2 separate regions of the Homo sapiens genome follow, and region 2 is linked to region 1. Evidence: chromatin contacts called from ENCODE POLR2A ChIA-PET data. All regions are on one chromosome and are shown on one strand. Each heading gives the region's core, a stretch centred on a gene start or an enhancer-like site at or near the end of the contact. The rest is flanking DNA. Distances are from core to core; before and after follow the strand shown. Region 1 overlaps KLF9-DT (KLF9 divergent transcript). Region 2 holds the start of MIR181A2HG (MIR181A2 host gene).

The links. ChIA-PET counts read pairs that join two places held with the same protein, here RNA polymerase II (POLR2A).
Region 2: POLR2A ChIA-PET joins it to region 1 with 15 read pairs in IMR-90. The contact joins the promoter of MIR181A2HG here to the enhancer-like site in region 1. POLR2A ChIA-PET finds 5 or more read pairs at or near these places in 2 of 52 experiments (GM10248 and IMR-90).

Annotation. Positions count from the first base shown.
Region 1 is chr9:70,454,225-70,458,956 of GRCh38, reverse strand. All of the region lies in intron 1 of KLF9-DT (KLF9 divergent transcript), which reads right to left. Among named protein-coding and RNA genes, the nearest start is that of KLF9, 42 kb to the right of the region's middle. Within about 2 kb of position 2,461, at least 2 of the 41 ENCODE cell types and tissues checked have a DNase peak (open chromatin) inside an H3K27ac peak, as active enhancers do.
Region 2 is chr9:124,657,110-124,661,394 of GRCh38, reverse strand. MIR181A2HG (MIR181A2 host gene) reads right to left here and starts at 2,959. Exons shown (of 2, transcript NR_038975.1): 1 at 2,654-2,959. The region is part of intron 2 of NR6A1 (nuclear receptor subfamily 6 group A member 1); the gene reads left to right. RefSeq lists enhancers at 1,922-1,971, 2,793-2,912.

The DNA of each region.
Region 1 (4,732 bases), core at 1,212-3,711:
TGGGCAACATGGTTGAGACCCCATCTCTGGAAAAAAGAAAAAAATTCGCCAGAATGGTGACACACAACTGTGGTTCCAGCTACTCAGCAGGCTGAGGTGGAAGGACTGCTTGAGCCAGAGAGGTCGTGGTTGCAGTGAGCCATGATCACGCCACTGCACTCCACCTTGGGCAACACGGCGAGACCCTGTCTCAAATAAAGAGAAATAGAAAGAGTAATATCATGAACCCATCACTCCTGTATCTATTGCTCATCTTCAACAATCATCAAGGCCAATTTTATTTCATCTCTAACCTCCCTTCCTGCCCCCATACATTTAACCCCTACCTTGAAACTTTGGGATATATTTTTTTAATTTCAGATATCACAGATATCACGTCATTTCATCTACAAATACCTCATCTGTAATACGTATCTCTTAAAAATAATCTTTTAACATTACTACTATCCAAATTTTTTAAATCCCTTAATTTCATCAAATATCCCTGTACTTATTTCCTTATGTAAACCAAAAATAAAATTCTAAGGCCCCCCCAACCATCCAAATGGACCCCTCCTCCCAGCCAAAGGCATTTCAAAGTTAACCCAAAAAACTAGTTCAGGCCATAATGGAAGAGGGGGTCAAACATGTCCCATTATATCCTCCATCATTAACATCAAAACAGAGCTTAAGTCTGAAAAGAAACATTTACAATCTATTCTCTCTGAAGCCTGCTACTTGGAGGCTTCAGCAGCATGATAAAACCTTGGTTTCCACAACCCTTTATCATAACCCAGATATTCCTATCTATTGACAATAACTCTTTCAACCAATTGCCAATTAGAAAATTCTAAAATCTAGGCTGGGCATGGTGGCTCACACCTGTAATCCCAGCACTTTGGAGCCCCAAGTGGGCAGATCACTTGAGGTCAGGAGTTCAAGACCAGCTTGGCCAACATGGTGAAACCCCATCTCTACTAAAAATATTAAAAAAAAAAAAATCAGCCGGGTGTGGTGGCACATGCCTGTGATCCTAGCTACTCAGGAGGCTGAGGTGGGAGGATTCCTTGAACTCAGGAGGCATAGGTTGCAGTAAGCCAAGATTGTACCACTGCACTCCAGCCTAGGCAACAGAGCGAGACTCCATCTCAAAAATAAATAAAATCTACTTATGACCTGGAAGGCCCCCTACTTTGAGCTGTCCTGCCCTTCCAGATCAAACCAATGTAAATCTTCACAGGTATTGATGGATGTATCGTGTTTCCCTAAATGCATAAAAGCTAGCTGTACCCCGACCACCATGGGCACATGTCCTCAGGACTTCCTGAGGCTGTGTCATGGGCGTGCCCTTAATTTTGGCAAAATAAACTTTGTAAATCAACTGAGACCTGTCTCAGATACTTTTGGGTTCACACCTAAGTATCTCATGTTGTGTTTGTTTTATAGTTGGCTTGTTCAAATCAGGATCCAAACAAGGTCTACACTTGCATTTAGTTGATAAGTCTCTTAAATCTGTTTTAATTTATGGCTTTTGCTTCCATCTGCCATGGCTCCCCACCCACCACACCCTGTACCAGGATTACATTTTGAGACAATCTTTCCAAGCCTTGTGAACACACTGTTTTCTGATTTCAACTGACTCATCTCTCCTGCTAAACTAATAAAAACCTAATAGACCACCTTCTTTTTATTTTAAATTTCTTTTTTTGCTGAGAAAGGGTCTCACCATGTTAGCCAGGCTGGTCTTGAACTCACGGCATCATGCAATCCTCTCTCCTCAGCCTCCCAACACACTGGGATTATAGGCATGAGCCAACATGCCTGGCCTAGACACCCTTCTTTAAGATATAACTTTAAGGGGTATGCTTGGATTTAGGTCCATGTTAAAGTATTAAAATTTATCAATGAAAGATAGTCTGATTATACCTTATACTGGAGGAGATAAGAGTCAATTTCACACAACAGTTGCTATAACACTTTTTTAAAACTCTACTATCAGGGGATGTTTCACAAAAGTCAATAAGTATTTTGTTCCGTTGACGGTGCCTTTGCCATAGCTTTTAAATAATATGAAACCAGAAAATGTTTCAGTGGCAATACACATCAGTTACATCCTGATAATGGTACCCCTTCACCCTAGACCTTCTTAAGGTTACTTTTATATTCTTCTCTCTATGAAGTGGCGTAAAACTAATAGCTTCACAGGAAAAATCTCACTGAGACCTCTTGGCAAGTTTCCCCCAAGCTGAGTCGCATCTGTGGAGAACTGGTGTGAAGTGAAAACACAGGGAATAACAGATATCTGTGAATTTATTTGGGTCAACTTGACGCTATTAACTGCAGGCTTTGATGGAAATGCTGTGAACCCTCCTCCCTAGTCTGGCTTCCTTGCTTAGGACCCAGGAGGAAGCACATTCTCAAGGTCTGTTTACTCTTCCAACCTGGTTCCACTGGGCTTGCACCTCACCCCTGCGCTTAACACCTGAACAGGCAAAGTTTTGCACTGTAAACTTGGAGGTGTGAGTCTCATTATTGCTTTTCCTATGGTGCATGCCTGGGATTTGTCCAGCGCTAGAACAGGCAAGAGTTCAAAGCAGCCTTGATGGCACCTTTTCATGGCTTGAGTCAATTAGCAAGGGATTCCAAGCTGGCCTGGAAGTCCTGGCTGCCAGAAAGTCCCCGGAGCAACAGTTGGAATAAAAATAATAAAAACAACTACAGAGTAATTTGTGAAAATGCCAAGTACAGCACAAACACACTGACCCTTGTAAACCTTGACATGAACTGGGAGAGGTGGGGCCCAGCGTGCCTTCAGGATGGCAGAGGTGGGAGGCTGCTGCCTTCCTGCCAATTCTCCAGCCTTTCCAAATCTTCCTAACACCTAACATCGTCCAACCAAACTCTCCTAACACCGCTCACTCTACCTGACCAGACATCTGGGTCATCCAGTCTTTCATCCAAGCAGGCCCTCTCTCCACACAACTCCTTTCTTCCACAAATGAAAGTGTTGCATGTATAAGGTAAGGCCAGAGCCCGCAACTCTAACAGCCTGTTAAAAACAGCAGCTTCCAAAAGAGGGCCTGCTAAACAGCTCTTCAAGCCTCTAATGACTCCCAGAACCTAAATAAGTCAACATTAAACTTCCAGGCTCTACAATTTAGCCTTTTCTCTTCTCCTTCCTCCCATTAAATGGTTCAGGATATACGCACCACTGTTTACAAAAAAGCAAATACTTCTCTTAAGATAAATGGACTTTCTCTAAGCTCACAGCTGTAAAAGCTACAAAAAGCTACAGAAGTGATTGATAAACCACCACAGCTTAGTTTATATAGACACAATTAAAGCTAAGGACAGCCCAAATCACATTTTGTTACTACTGTGTATATTGAAATAAAGACTGTTTTAGGATTCCTACACTTGACCATATTAGGAAGGTGAGGAAAAAATAATCTAAATTGGAAAGAGAGAAATAAAGGAAGATTTGATTTTATTTCATATACATTTGCAATTTTTTAACTTTATTTTATTATTATTATTATTGAGACAGGGTCTCACTCTGTCATCCAGGCTGGAGTGCAATGGCATGATCTTAGCAGCACTGCAACCTCCGCCTTCCAGGTTCAAGCAATTCTCCTGCCTCAGCCTCCCGAGTAGCTGGGATTACAGGCGTGCCATGCCAGCCTACATTTTCAATTTTTTTTTTTAATCCTCACTGTGGGCCAGGCACGGTGGCTCATGCCTGTAATCCCAGCACTGTAGGAGGCTGAGGCGGGTGAATCACCTGAGGTCAGGAGTTCCATATCAGCCTGACCAATATGGTGAAACCCCATCTCCACTAAAAATACAAAAATTAGCCGGGCGTGGTGGCACATGTCTGTAGTCCCAGCTACTCTGGAGGCTGAGGCAGGAGAATCACTTGAACCTGGGAGGCAGAGGTTGCAGTGAGCTAAGATCGTGTCACTGCACTCCAGCCTGGGCAACAGAGTGAGACTCCATCTCAAAACAAAATAAAAAATAAAAAATCCTCATTGTGGTTCTGCTGGGGGCAGGCCAGGGGACAGGAAAAAAGGTAGTGACCAACAAGAGACATAGATGGGGCTTCCAGGGGATGCTGGTGATGTTCCCCATTTCTGAACTGGGGTGTTTTTTGTTTGTTGTATAGAGTCAAGGTCTCACTGTGTTGCCCAGGCTGCTCTCGAACTCCTGGGCTCAAGTGATCCTCCTGCCTCAGTCTCCTAAAGTGCTGGGATTACAAGCATGAGCCTCCGTGTCTGGCCAAGGATCATTCTTGGTTTTCTGCCTTAGTAAGTTCCAAAAATACCACTTTCCCCCTTTCCTTCACCTCCCCCAAGTCTGCCTCAGTTGGGCTGGGGTGGGATGCAGCTATCTGCTTTTATAAAAGTCATATAATTCGCAGGTTCTTGGGATTTGCAAAAAGTAATAATAATAATAAAAGTCATGTGAGATAACTTCTGAGCAGGTGGTTTAGGAACACACTTTAAGATACAGTGAGTTCTTAGAGGCCTCCATAAGAAATACTTAAAAATAAACTTTTGCAATATAAATGTATTTATTACCACTAAACTGAACACTTAAAAATGGTAAAGATGGTAAATCATATATGTGTATTTTACTTCAATAAAAATAAATTTTTAAAAAAATAAAAACTATTCTGTGAAAAAAAATAATAAACTCTACTCTAAATGTATTTGGGTGTTATAAAAGCAGATAGCTGGATTCCACCTCAGTCCAA
Region 2 (4,285 bases), core at 1,710-4,209, about 54 Mb before region 1:
CTGGCCTGTTGGTGCTCAGGTTGCAGCATGAGGGCCTGGACAAGAATCCATGTACTGTTTCCCCCTGCTCGTTTCTTGAGATTGGAGAAGTATCTCTCCCTCATTCACTTAGAATATCCATTAAATTTATTTTTTAGGTCTTAAGGAAGTAGAGGCAATTTCTGATTTAGCCAGGGAGCTACACTAATTTGATAATAAAGTGTAGTTTTTTTTTCTAGTATTCCAGAATAAATTCTTGGGGCTTTGATTTTAATTCTTTGTTTTGGAAAATACAACCCAGAACTCGGAAGTTTTCTGTATAATGCTAGCCTCTAAATTGGTATATATATTCTAAAGAAACTTTTGATGGAATTAAATAATAGATTTTATGTGATATTTTGGAGAGAAATTAATGTCCCTCGAGTTTTGATGTATTTAATTATTTTCTTTTGGAATTTTAAAAAGATACTAATTTTATTACATGTCACTTGTGTTACTAAGCGTATTTTTTTCCTGACATTTTATTTATAAAATGCTCTCCTTTCTACCAGAGTGTACAGCTAATCAACTCTGGATGCTTTTGATATTTCTTACTGTGCCAAGGGCATTGAATGAAGTTCCCTGTAGTGAGAAAAGCGAGCACATGGGACTCGTGACTTTATGTACTCCAACAATAGAGCTTTTATGACATTGGAGGTGGTTAAAAAAGCTAGAAGTAGCTCTTAAACATGGCATCTCTGTGTTGCCTTTTTTTTTTTTTTTTTTTTGTATTCTCAGAGCTGCCAGGAGTGCATCGAGCCTGTAATTTCCTGTTCTCTGAATCCCCCATCTTTCTGCAGCTCCAAGCTTTGTGTCCCACAGCCTGTGACTCTGTGCTAACAAATCGCTATTGTCCAGTGGGGCGAATGGTGGCTGGAACTAAAGAATTGCTGTCTGGTTTCTATTCAAATCCAGGTAGCGAGATATATGAATGGACTTTTCGAATCGTCATGTGAATAACGTCTGCTCGGCATGAAGGCTCAGAGCCATGCTAGGAAGGATTAACTCGTAGGCTGACCACTAACATCCTTTGTGGTACGAGGGAGAAACATTCCCAAGTATCATTTTATTCACACTTAATTTTCTATCCCATACCCCCAAAATAAGGCTAGCTATTTAATTAGTTGGCTGCTTTTCTCTTAATTTTTAGTGTTTCTGTTGATAATGTGTAAGTTTGGGAAAATGCTAAGTAGCTTTTCACTTAGAACACTGTTATTTTCTCTTTAAAGTTTTCTACCTTACATTTATTATAGCATAGTTATCTTTATAGCATAGATGCAGAAAGTAAGAGAGAGCTTGTTTTTTCAAGAAAACAACCCTTTAAAATACTTTCCAACCCATGAAGGGAAAAATCCTCCTTTTTTCCCCCAAGTGCATTCTACTTATTACTTTGCATTTTTCTCCCAAAGTCCAAATTTATGCAAAGAAAATAGAAACAAGTTCAAATGCAATGCATTAACCAAATAAAACAAGTCTGCTTCAAATTAGGAACCAACCTAAGCATTTGTAAAGTGTAGCAGAATCAGAATTCTTTTAAAAATTAGATTTGGAACCTGAACTATATAATTCATAATTCTCATTTTTCTGTGGAAAATTATTTTATCTTTCTCCTGTATACCTGAAAAAATGTCCATAGGCTTAAAGGGTCATGCTTTTACATTCCTTCCATATCACAGGTACTATGAAGTAAGGAGACTTTTAGGTTTCTTTTTGTCTTAAACTCAGACAGCTTTGTAAGCAGTAGTGTGTAGATTACAAGAGTTAGACAAAAGCAGGCGCGACTGAGAAGAGTTGGTGGGGGAGAAGCTTGGGGCACTTCCTGTCACTCAACACATTCCAGATCACTAAAAAATTTCCACACCCTCTGCATTCCCCCTTGCCCACTCCAGTTCCCGGTATTTTCTGATTCCATATGTTGTGGTATTTACCATACTTCTCTCCCTCACTAGGCTCTGGCAAGACTGCTTCAGAGGGGATGCATTCCTTTAGATTGCACAAAGCGGAGCTGGGAAAATGGCTGGCAGTTTCAGAATCTAGTCACGATCGCACGCATGAGCACCTCACACATCCATGTCCCTACCCGCCCCCCCGCTCCCGCCCCTGCAGCTGGCTGACCTGTCTCACCCACTGCTGGCCTATCGAACGGCCAGGACTGTCTGGTTTTGGCTCGTGCCTTTGTCCATGTCTGGCTTAGTTCCTCTCTGTCTATGCTTGCCTCTACCCCCACCGCCCCAGGCGGCACAAGTGTTTGGCCACACAAAACTAGAGATAGAAAAGGTGGTAAAAACTTCAAACTTTTCTAAATTCTCCAACAGTTTATTTCTTGTGAATTTCTTCCTTCTTTAAATACTCCATTTTAAGAAAACAAAAAAATTAATTATCTAAAGGCAAAGAATGGAAAGCAACCTTTGTGTTCCTTATAATAACTGACTTCATAACTCTCTCCAGCTGCGTTATGGGATGTGTATAAAAAGCTTCTGTTCTGAGAACAAAGGAGCACGTGCAGAAATGAGACGAAAAAATCCACTGACAGTATTCCATTACACAAATTACTTAAAAGATTTTAGTCAAGCCCCTCAACAGATTCAATTTTAAAATGGCTTTTAGTTAAAAAAAAAAAATTGAAAGTGCTTACCCAGTAAAAGAACCGAAGTAGTCCTGAACTGTTACGTAAGACTTTTTACAGTTGGATCTTTGTCAAAAGGGGATGGGGGTGATGGGAGAAAGCAGCAACGACAATCAAAAAAGTTCGAGCTGCTGTGGCTAGAGGACAACTTCTGTGTTTCCAGATAGGATTCTTGCTGTAGAAATGGAACTTCCAGCCAGCACAGCATCCTGTCCCAGTAGAGAAATGAGTTTGTCAGTTAAAACAAAAAAAAAATTAGATACTGGAACCCAGGCTAGACGAGGTATTGAACCGCGCCAGATTTCCTTGCAGCCCTGTCTGCTCAGCTCGCATTGAACTATATATGACCCAGATGATGGACAGAAGCACATTTAGTCATGTGCACACTGGAAGAAAGCGGATTTGCTGGTCCCTGGCAGTGCAGGGGTTTGTCTTCTGATTGGGCTGTGCCCTGATCGGTGAAATGTGAAGCCCTCACCATTCAGAGGCCGTAATTCAGGACTGGCAGTTTGAGTGTCTGGCTGCCTCTAGTCACTGAGAGACTTTGAAGGTGTTGCTTTTGTTTGGTGGCATTACCCACCCAGAGGTTGCTTACACCTCTCTACTTGTGTCAGAAGAAATACTAGTCTTTCTGAAATACAAATAGGCAGCCGATTTTTCCTGAATCCTAAATCACCCTATTGTTGATAAACTTGGCTCTAACTGAAACCAATTATTTGATTTGAAAATTTATTGTGATCCTAACCAAGCTTCATATCCAGACCAACCCTTGGTCTTGATTTTATAGGTTTGATAAGGTAAAAATAAAAGTGGCATATTTGACTTTGAAGCCTCTATATGATATAAATTGCTCTTAATGAAAATTGGATAGATGGACAACAGAGAAGTGAAGTTTTAGATTCTGGAGTGTTTGGATGTATGAGGAAGAAGCTTTATGTCTTTTTATCCCCTTTGTGAGACTGTCACTCTTGTCCCAGTCCTAGTCACATTAGGGGTTGCTGGGGGGGGGAAGCTATGAAAGCATGGACCCTACTGAGCTGTGACATAGCCTTTAATCATGCAAGACAGCCACGGTCTGCTCTCTTCAGTCTGTCTGAACTAGGGTCCTTGGGGTTTATTTTCCATCTTTCTGAGCCACTGGGAAACCAGGTCATTATACAGGACTGTCATTTGTGACATTTTTGTTTAGTACATGGCAGTTGCTTTGTTTATTTAATGCAAGTTGACACTTCTTTAAAGTTTCAAAACAGTAAAGTTGTTTTGTGAGACCTTGACTCTGATATATGAAATCTACTCTACATGGACCAATCATTTTTTTCCGTGGACTTTCTTGTCTCTTTAGAAATTAGCTTATAGAGTCCTAAATTGATACTTAAACATACCAATAGTTCTGTTTATTTCTTGCCTTTCTCACAGTTGTTGAAATAATTCCATCTGTCTCTTTTGCTGTAAATTTTGGGTTTGGATGTTTGTACTTGGAATTTTTTAGATGTTGACTATATTATGCAGCACCTTCCATATGAGGACTACCCCAGAATTATTCTCTTGTCTTAACCCGAGAAAAGCTGTTTTGATGCACTATTAGATATAAGAATGTTCGAAAGAAGAGGAGATGAGCACTCTCTTGCTTTTTGTAAGCCA